Linked DNA regions of Homo sapiens: region 2 is linked to region 1. The links are chromatin loops, found by intact Hi-C in ENCODE. Cell type or tissue: PC-3. All regions are shown on one strand. Links, peaks and the distances in the headings refer to the core of each region. The heading gives the core; the rest is flanking DNA.

Region 1 (5,378 bases), core at 249-5,248:
TCATTGGGCAAAGAGATCCCAGACAGTGTTAAGGAACCCCTTTTATTGAAAAACTCCTTGCTTCTGCTTCCTTAGTTAAAACCTGAGATTTTTCCACAGTGGAGTAACACATGCATAGCTGGGGCACATATTTTGCACCTGATTTGGTAGGAGAAAATGCCCAGGCTGAGAGGAGCCACAAGACATCCGTGAAGTAGGAGAAAATGCAAGATAGTTAATAACGTACCCAACTGCTATGAAACAAATGTTAAGTCGAATGAAAGGTTTAGGGATGTATCACTCAGGGTTCTACCAGACAAAGCCAGTAAGATTCACACACATACACACATACATCAAGAGATTTATTTCAAGGAATTGGCTCATGTGACTGTGGGCCTGGCAAGTCAGAAAGCCATGGACAGGCCATCAGGAGGGCAGGCCGGCAACTCCAGGCAGGAACTACCCCACAGTCTGCAGGTGGAATTTCTCCTTCCTCAGGGAGATCTCAGTTCTGCTTGCAAGGCCTTTCAATGGACTGGATTTAGCCCACCCAGACTATGGAGAATAATCTCATTTACTTAAAGTCAACTATGTACCAAATACCTTCCCAGCAACATCTAGACTGAGTTTGACTGAGTGACTGGACGCTCTAGCCTGGCCGAGCTGACCCTCTCAGGGGACAGATACCCTCAGGGATCTTGGATCAAGCACTTCTGTTTGTTTGTGGGGTGGGGATGGGGAGAAGAGGAAGCAAGACACATCTAACAATTAACAATAGCAAAGGGTTAACAGATGCTGTGGTACTTACTCTGGTCCTTCGGACAGTCCCAGAAGAAGAGGAAGGCAGGAGAGAAACTTGTGTGGTGGAGGCACACGATATTTGATGGATAAATCCTCCTCCGTGACTATCTCCTCTACTGATCACCAGCTACACCGAACCATCTTTCCTTCTCTATAATCATCCCATTCCTAGATTTAATTTTCTGATTCATGTATTTTTTGCATGGCCTCATTTTCATTTGCTTTTCTCATTTTTCTTCATACCATTCTTCCTCATCCACTTCTTTTTTACTAATTCCCAGCTTTTGATCTTCTATTTTGTTTTGCTCTACTTTTCCCCCAAACTTGGTCCTGAATTTTCACATTTTTCTTGTGCAAACACTACAATAACTTTACTACTACTATCACCAGCAGGAACACAGACTTGCTACCCAGGAATTTGGATGAGGTTCTATTCAAGTTCTTCCACTCCTCAGCTAGAGTTTGGGCATAAGTCCACTGTCAACTGAGAAACAGGAGAAAAATTAAGAGTCAGGAGTCACAAAAGGTTTTATCTTAGGTGAGTGTCAAATAAAGAAACGCAACAGCGAGAAGTAGAGTACTCTGCCACCTTCAGCCCTACGAGGGCGACATGAAGAAAGCACTGGGCTTGTGTGGATCACCCCAGGGCAGCGGCCAAGAAGAAAGGATTACACCAGCACGTCCATCTCAATCTCTAGTGAAAGAAAGGATGGAACAAAGTTAAATCTCGGTGATTTTCTCATCTCCAGAGATGTTCAAGGACAGACCCAGACAAGAACAGTCACTTGCACAGAAGTAACTCGAGCATGAGCTAGGGTACTAGACTATCCCTCTGAGAAACATCCAGCCCTAGGGTCCTTGCAAATGCTACAGGGAGTAACAGAGTTAGAGATTAAGTTTATTATTATTATTATTATTTTGAAATGGAGTTTTGCTCTTGTTGTCCAGGCTGGAGTGCAATGGCAGGATCTCGGCTCACTGCAACCTCTGCCTCCCAGGTTCAAGCGATTCTCCTGCTTCGGCCTCCAAATAGCTGGGATTACAGGCATGCGTCACCACGCCCAGCTAATTTTGTATTTTTAGTAGAGACACAGTTTCTCCATGTTGGTCAGGCTGGTCTCAAACTCCTGACCTCAAGTGATCCACCCGCCTCAGCCTCCCAAAGTGCTGGGATTACAGGTGTGAGCCACCACATCTGGATAATTTTGTATTTTTAGTAGCGATGGGGTTTCTCCATGTTGGTCAGACTGGTCTCAAACTCCTGACCTCAAGTGATCCACCCAGAGTGCTGAGATTACAGGTGTGAGCCACCACATCCGGCCTAGATTAAGTTTATATTGAGAACTACCACAATGATTCATGAGTCTCTCATGAGAAACTAGTTGGAATTATGAGTTTGTTCCCTCCACTTATACATACTGTACCCACATGTTTTCGTTTTCTATACTCTTCACCACATGTTGCTTCCCCCACATGCAACAGGAAACTGGCTCCACGGCAAGGGTGAAAAAGATCTGACCCAGTGGTTCCCACCCACGCCACCTTCCAGGGAGAAGGTGAGGCCAAGATGAGACTTTAATAAGTCGAAAATAAAAGACTGCTAAGTGCTGCCCCACAATTACTCACAGGCTTGTGGTCAGGTTTGTGAGCTGCTTGGCCTGTTGCCGGCACTTACAAGCTTTCTTGGAAGCAAGACACAGACATTCCTGCGGAATGACTTGAGCAAATTTTGCTAACGCTACAAGGGTTGATTGAACACCACCACATTGAACTGATGCAAGAGGACACTGAATCACACCCATAAAACACCCGTCCTGTCAAGAGTCTTCCAAGAGGACGCGCAGGAGTCAGCGCTCCGGGGAAAGAAGATGAGAAACACCAGGTGGACCACCCTGGCCAGGCTGCTGGGAACAAGCCTACGTGCACAGCTGCCGGAGGAGAGGCGGGTCTCCCCTCTGGGAGGCATCTCAGCTACATCTATCAAGTTATAAAAATGTTACTCTCCCGCAGGCTGAGCCCACTCCCAGAATTATTCCAGAAAAGACTCCAGAAGAAGAAACCATATGTGCATAGAGGCTCACTGAGGCCTGACCTTAAAACATCCCGCAGTAAGGGAAAGATTGGATTTAAAAGAAAAAAAAAAAAGACCAGCTAAATGAAATATCATAAAGCCATTAAGAATGAATAAAAACTTGAGTAGCATGTTCATAATAGAGACTAGACAGGAACAAAGGAAAATGAAAGCAATTGACTTAGGGTAGAGCAAACACAGGTGGAGTTTTTCCCTTTGACTTTTCTTTAAAATAGAGGTTGTGTGTGTGTGTGTGTGTGTGTGTGTGTGTGTGTGTGTGTGTGTGTGTTTTGAGACAGAGTCTCACTCTGTCGCCCAGGCTGGAGTGCAGTGGCGTGATCGCAACTCACTGCGACCTCCGCCTCCTGGGTTCAAGCGATTCTCCTGCCTCAGCCTCCCAAATAGCTGGGACTACAGGCCCGCCACCACGCCTGGCTAATTTTTTGTATTTTTAGTAGAAACAGGATTTCATTGTGTTAGCCAGGATGGTCTCGATCTCCTGACCTCATGATCCGTCCGCCTTGGCCTCCCAAAATCCTGGGATTACAGGCGTGAGCCACTGCGCCCAGCCTAAAATAGAGCTTTTAAATAGAAACAAACAAACAAAAAAAAAAATGGAAAGGAAAGAGAGGAAAGACTTTGCCCTAATAAAAGGGACATTCCAGAGTACTTCAGGCCCCAGTGCTAATTCCCTGGTGCACTTTTTCTTAGAACACTGTGTGTATAATGATGCTTTTAGGGGGAAAAACAACAGTATTATAGAGTTTGAAAGAAAGGGAAAGCCTCGACTTTTACAACAAATACAACAGCAAAAAGAATCCATCATTGTGTATGAATGTGAATACATTCACTTCCATTCTATGAGGGTAGTGATACTTTAATTGAGGGGTCCTCTGGGAATACAGTTTACTACAATAAGTTTTGAACCAAAGAGTGTAAGCCCTGACTCCAAAAACAGCCATGGAGCACAAGCCCCATATCTGCCTACTCCCCACATCTTTACCCAGAGATGCTTCCTGCCTTGATGGCCCATAGGGCTCCAGTGGCCTCTCACCTGGCTTCTACCTGCAGCTGATGGAAGGCACAAAGGCTGGCTCCCACAAGGGAAGAGGGATGCAGTGTCATTTGTCACCTCCCACCTCTCTTCTCTTTGCCTTTTCTCTTGGGGGCTCCTTACCCCCATCCTCTACTTCTGGGGACCCTTACCCCTGGCCTGTTAACTTCCCAACTTCAAACTGAGGGAGCTGAAATCCATCATTTATATTCACTGCTCAAGCACCTATTGGTAATGATTGCTAGAAGGTGTTATAGTAACAGCATTTTCATTTATTTATTTATTTATTTATTTATTTTTAGAGTTAGAATACTAACATAGAAGCTTTGCAGCATTTTGGGGATTTTTAATGAGTATGTGGTTGATGTTATTTATTTGCTTATTAATGGGGATACAGGTATCTCTAAATTCATAAATCAGCAGTATCTCTCTTTTCAATAGGGTTTTGTTGCTCACCAATATGACTACTCAGAAAATGGCCACCCACAAAATAATAAATAATGGTATAAAAATAGTCTACTTCTTATGGAAAATTGCTGCTAGAAAAAAAATCCTAATTAAGGCCAGGCGCGGTGGCTCACACCTGTAATCCTAGCACTTTGGGAGGCCAAGGCAGGCCGATCATTTGAGGTCAGGAGTTCAAGACCAGCTTGGCCAACATGGAGAAACCCCATCTCTACTAAAAATACAAAAAATTAGCCAGGCATGGTGGCATGCGCCTGTAGTCCCACCCACTTGGGAGGCTGAGGCAGGAGAAGCCTTTGAACCTGGGAGATGGAGATTGCCATGAGCCGAGATCACGCCATTGCACTCCAACCTGGGCCACAGAGTGAAATTCCATTTCCAAAAAAAAAAAAAAAAGTCCTAATTAACTAATGATTCCAACACAGCAAATAAAAGTTTGCAGATAGAATTCCAGTTGCTGTGGCAGTTGACATTATCCCTGCGAACATCTGCACTACTCTAGAGAGAAATCATTACAAGGTACAAACGTGCTCCCTTGCACCTCCAGCCAGGCTGGGGTCGCCCAGCAAGTGTAAGCAAACCTGTGGGAAAGCTGAGCTGGACTTGGCTCTGCACACGGGTGGCATGCAGCTTCTGACTCTAACATAGAGGAGGAGAAAGCTTTACAAATATGCTTAGATGCCATTTCTCTGCCAAAGCCACCAGCCTTTCTGGAAAAGTCTTGCACTCCTGCTCTCCTTTTGGAAGAGCCCCACATTCCAACAGTTTGTCATGTGCATCCTAACCCATCTCGAGTGGTATCTACAGTCTTTCCAAACAAAGGGCCACGCTACTCTGTGAAAAATGCCACTGGAAGTTTGATAGGGATTGCACTGAATCTGTAGATCACCTTGGGCAGTATGGACATTTTAACAATATTAATCATTCCAATCCATGAACACAGAATGTCCTTCCATTTATTTGTGTCTTCTTCAGTTTTTTCATCAGTGTAATTATAGTTGTCAGTGT
Region 2 (5,370 bases), core at 371-5,370, 50 kb before region 1:
ACTATAGCAAACACATTGAGAGCATGTCCAATAAGACGACTGAAGTTTGGGATAATGCTGCACCTTGGTCTGGGTTCTTAGTGCAGACTCTAATACAAGTGAGGTTCTAAAATTCACACACCCTCTGTCCATCCATCCCATCGCTGGGATATTCACTAGGATAAAATTGTGATTTATCATGAGCTTGAGCTAGAACAGCCAACACCTAGATTTCCTTAAATCTGTTTCTATTTCTTGCTCATTCCTCCTTTTCCATGCAAATTCTTATTTGTAGTAAGTAGCGCCACTCTTTTCCAGACCCCAGGTGTAATTAACTGTAGCAAAATGTGGTAAAAGACCGTATTTGTGGCTCTGAATATTAAAATCCAAAGGTGACCAGAAAATAATTGTTAACAGTTCTGGGTGGTTGTGCCAGAAAAATGACTCTGGCTCAGGAGGTGACATTTTTCAGACAGTGGTAAGGGAGGCTCGGTGATCCATTTGGTTCTGATGTTTAGGATAGGAGAGTGATCCTGGAGACTACATAGGATTTGGTTTTTTTTTTTTTTTTTTTTTTTAAAGTTCCATACCAAAATGTAGGCCTGTGGATGCTGATGGAACTCCAGGTAACACAGTGCCCAAAGTAGGCGTTTGTGTGCTTAGGTTACCACTGGGTCATAAAACAGCCACGTGGCAACTCCAGCCTTGGCTCGGGAGTTTGGTATAAGAGGAAAGTTGGTGGCTTTGCATTGGGTGCATGTTCATGTTTCGCCTGGATCATATCATTGTTCATCTTCCCCATTGAAGGCCCACCCCACAGGTAGTTTTTGCACTTTTTGATCTTGGCACCAGCAAAGCTGTTGCACGTGAGACACAAGCTTTAAGGTGGGAACCTGACGTAGGTCTTCAGTGGCCCAAATCAGGAAAGGAGTCGCTTCCCTGACCCGGGCACAGTTAAATAGATCCACAGCCCAGTGTGGACAACTTACTCTAGTTGACAACATGTGGTGGAGAAAAGGCCAAGGTTTCCTGAACAGCATATCTCTTCTAGAAAGAGCAATACTTCCTAAAAGTGCTGAGGTTGCCACAGTTGAAAAGTTCAGAAAAATGAAATTCAAGTGTAAATTTGTATGAAAGAGAGGGAGAAGGGTTCTTCCAGGAACCATTCAGAAAATGATGAGATAAATCACAGACTGAGAGAAAGTAGTTGCAGGACACATAATCTTCCAAGGACTTCTATCCAAAATATTTCAGAACTCTTACAAATCTCATAAACAAGCAAGCCATTAAAAATGGAAATTCAGAGGCTGAAGAGAGACAATCACTTGAAGACAGGAGTTAGAGACCAGCTTGGGCAACATAGTGAGACTCTATCTCTAAAAAAAGTTTTAAATAAAAGTTTAAAACAATTTTAATTTAAAAAATTGGAATCAGAAAATAGAAGAAGATATACATATGGCCAAAAAGCACATGAAAAGATCCTCAACATCATCATCAGAAAATGTTAATTACCATGTTAGGGTATCTTCATATCCACTAGAATGGCTAAAATTGAGAAGATCAGTGTATTAAGTGCTGACAAAGATATGGAGCAACTGAAACTCTTTTTTTTTTTCCAGACAGGGTCTCGCTCTGTTGCCCAGGCTACAGTGCAATGGCACAATCATGGATCACTGCAGTCTCAACCTCCTAGGCTCAAGCAATCTTCCCACATCAGCCTCCTGAGTAGCTGGGACCACAGGTGCGCACCACCAGACCCCACTGATTTTATTATTTTTACTTTTACGGAATCAGGGTCTCTGTATGTTGCCAGGACTGGCTAAAACTCTTACATCTTGCTGGTAGGAATAGAAAATGGTACCCCCATATTGAAAAACAGATTGGCCACTTCTTATAAACATAGACTTACAATACCGTTCATGTGTTCCATTTCTAGACATAGTAATAAAAACATGTTTGCATAAAAAGACTTGTATGCAAATATTCACAGAAGCTTAATTCACAAAAACCAACACTTGGGGGTTAAAAATAAAATTGCCCAGATGTCCATCAACAGGTGAATGGAAAAACCGTGGAATGTTCATACAATAGAAACTCTACCGCTCAGCCGTAAAAAAATGAACTTGACACACACCCACATATGATGACTCTCAGAAACATCACTCTGAGGGCAAAATAAGCTGGACACAAAAGAATTCATGCCGTATGACAACATTGACATGAAGTTCTAGAGTTGGCGGAACTAATCTCTGGTGATAGAAATCAGATAAGTCGTTGCCTGGGGCAGGGGTTTGGAGGGAAAATTGCAAAGAGCACAGGAGAACCTTATGTGGAAATGTTCCATGTCTTGATTGGCATGGTGGTTACGCGGTTGTACATATTAGTCAAAATTCACTGAAGCATACACTTAAAATGTGTGCATTTTATTGCATGTAGCTATACCTCCACAAAGACGGTTAACTCACACACAAAGAACTTCTTCAGAATTAGTCACCTGTGGACTACTCTGTCACGCATTGGCAGGTCTTCATGTGGCTGTCACAGAAATCGGTTCCAAGATTTAGCAACCACACAACCATAATAACACTGAACAGGACTCATTTTTATTGGGTTTTGATATACTCATCTTGGAAGTCAGGAAGTTACTTTGAATTTTCAACAGATTCTGAATTTAACCTCAAAAATACTTTTAAGCGTAACTTTGTATTTTCCATGCAGTGGTGCTATGCCTTGGAGAAACTACTGATTTGGTGTCAGTTCCCCAGAAAAGAGCATTTTAAAAAGAGAAAGACAGCCTGATCAACATAGTGAGACCCCATCTCTACAAAATATTTTTTTAAAATTAGCTGGGCATGGTAGTTCACGTCTATAATCTCAGCTACCAGGGAGTCTGAGGCAGGAGAATCTTTTCATCCCAGGAATTTGAGGCTGCACTGAGCTACAACAGTGCCACTGCACTCCAGCCTAGCGACAGAGCAAGACTGTCTCAAAAAAAAAAAATCAGTAAAAACAAAAGAAGAAAAATGTAAGGTATTGCATTACAGAGCTGTGCATGATCAACTTTTTGCTTCAGTTTACATAGCATTTTCTATTTGAAACAATGCTTTGAAAATATCTACAAATGCCAGGTTATCAGTCTGTCATAATTTTTTTTAAAAAAGAAAGAGCTAAGAACACTCAATTCTCTTGATCATGATCCAGCCAAATCAGGCTCACACATATCCTGCCGTGTGTTCAACTTCCTTCTGTTCCTGCCCTTTCACCACCAAACAAGAAGGTAGTCAATCCAGAAAGGGTGTATCATGTTTTTTAGGAATCTCATCTTATTTTTTCACCAACCCTCACAAATCACTCCAAAGGTAAATATGACAGGGAATTACAGAAAGGTAGTTGTGAAAAGGTAAGTATGGCCAGGAAATTCCAAGGTGGCCTGAGAGACAACTGGGCTGTGGCTGTGACTCAGCTCCAGTTGCAGAAGTACCTGTTTTACTCTGTGGAGGATGTGTCTGTGCTGTGTGAACAGTGCCATCCCCCTTCCCTTCTCTTCTAGGCACTACCCCCACCAGGAAGCCCATCAGACAATGGCCCAAGCACATTCCGATGGACAAGTTTGAGGCTCAACAAATTCATTGTCAACAACTAGGAAGATGGAATAAAAATCAGATGTCCAAGTCTAGATTGGCGAGTTGAAATAAAAACAATCCTATTACACATCACCCAATGAAAAAAAATTACCCAAGCCATGGTCTACCCAGCATTTTTGTTCATTGTGCGAGGTGTTTGGCAAAGTGTACCAAGATTTTTAAAAATTCCTATCAATTTACCAACTACTTCCTCTTCTAGTAATTTATCCTAAGTAAATCAGTAGAGATTTACTTAGGTTCATGTACAAAATATCCTATGCAGAATATTGTCTATTGACAGTATCCCAACTATCCGACAATATGGATAATTGTAAAATAAATTATACCAATAAGATAAAATACTATTCATGCAAAACTAAATGTGTGGTCTTCCCCTCTGAACCTGTCCTCCCCAATGCATGGCAATAAAGTATAGTGCGTACACTGTAGTTCTGAAGTTAGACTGACTACACGCAAATCCTGGCTTTGGAACATTCTAACTGTGTGACACTGGACATTTACTTAACTTACCTAAGCCTCGGTTTTCTCTTGTGAAAATAATAAGGCTACCAGAGAATTCAGTAAAATAATTAATGAAAAATGCTGACACATAATAAAGGCTCAATAAATGTTCCATGGTGAACAGCTCTATGAAAACCTATTTCCAAAGTCCAAAGAAGCTGAGGGGACAAAGAAAAAGGCTGACACATCCGATTTCTCAGTAAGAAATGTTTAACAGGGACTTGCAAACAGAAGCCCTGTCCCCAGAGGCTGTGGGATGAGTTGGTGGATTTCTGAGCCATTACCCTGCAGACCCAGAGCTTATGTACCACAGGTGAGGAATGTGTAAGACAGGCGAAGTGGACCCCTGAGAGACAGGTAAGAATTCTATTTGAATCTGCCTAAAGGCAGGATTTCTGATCAAGATCATTTTGACCTAAGAGCAGGATTTACAGTAACAGTAAAGTAGAGATCTCAGAGGCATTCCCAGAACACAGGTTAATCGGAAGTCCACATAGCTGATTCGCATCCAAGATGGAGTAGCTTTAGCCTCCACAGAGTTGCTGCTGGTAACTTTGGTTACACACAGAAATCACCTGGGATACTTTAAAAATACTGCTGCTTGGCTTCCATACCCAGAAATTCTGATGTAACTTGTCTGAGATGGAGACTCAGCATCCAGATCTGTCAAAGCTCCTCTAGTAGGTTCTGATTCTAGTCATGAGAGAGTCACTCACTTGTACTGAACATTAGTCCTGCTAACAGCAATTACAAACTCTTCTCAGAATATAATCAGCAACCGTTTGAAGACACAAGAAACCAACCCAAAGCAGGCACAAACCTCATCCTTGACAGAAAAGGAGCACATTAACCAGCTCCACATTTAACCGGCTTTCCCTGGAGGACGCTATCCAGCAAGGCAAAATAGGCAGTCAAGCAGGAAGTAGTGATGTTATTGGGCTAAACAGACACGGATTGAAGTTCAGAGCTGCCATCCCATCTGGAAATTGAACAGCAAAATCCCAGAAAGCAGGAAGAAAGAAGGAAACCACCAAACTAGTGTAAAATTCCCCTAGGTCCTTGGCTGACTTATGAACTGTGCAGAGTACATGAGGAGACACCCAGGAGCCCAGCAGAAAGCAGCAACTTGGAAGCCAAAAAGCTGGATCTCAGCAGGTACCTAGTGCTTAGAGTTCTGGGTTCGAGTCCCACTTAGTTAGACAGGCTTTGACAAACACTACAGGCTCTCCCTGAAAAACTAGCAGGA

The links. Peaks named below come from ENCODE experiments on the same cell type or tissue, not always from the same donor. Only the 100,000 strongest peaks of a DNase experiment are listed, where the experiment ranks them.
Region 2: it touches region 1 in a loop (10-fold over the local background); 4 of 110 quality-filtered maps call a loop at or near these places.

What each region holds. Positions count from the first base shown.
Region 1 is chr13:20,417,611-20,422,988 of GRCh38, forward strand. The region is part of intron 5 of CRYL1 (crystallin lambda 1); the gene reads right to left. Among named protein-coding and RNA genes, the nearest start is that of MIR4499, 14 kb to the right of the region's middle. RefSeq lists an enhancer at 1,417-2,616. In PC-3, for the core only: no CTCF peak of the experiment used is centred there; a DNase peak (open chromatin) is centred at 2,431; H3K4me3 peaks cover 399 bases; H3K27ac peaks cover 2,172 bases.
Region 2 is chr13:20,367,787-20,373,156 of GRCh38, forward strand. No RefSeq gene overlaps it. Among named protein-coding and RNA genes, the nearest start is that of MIR4499, 63 kb to the right of the region's middle. In PC-3, for the core only: no CTCF peak of the experiment used is centred there; DNase peaks (open chromatin) are centred at 2,295 and 3,415; H3K4me3 peaks cover 1,323 bases; H3K27ac peaks cover 3,331 bases.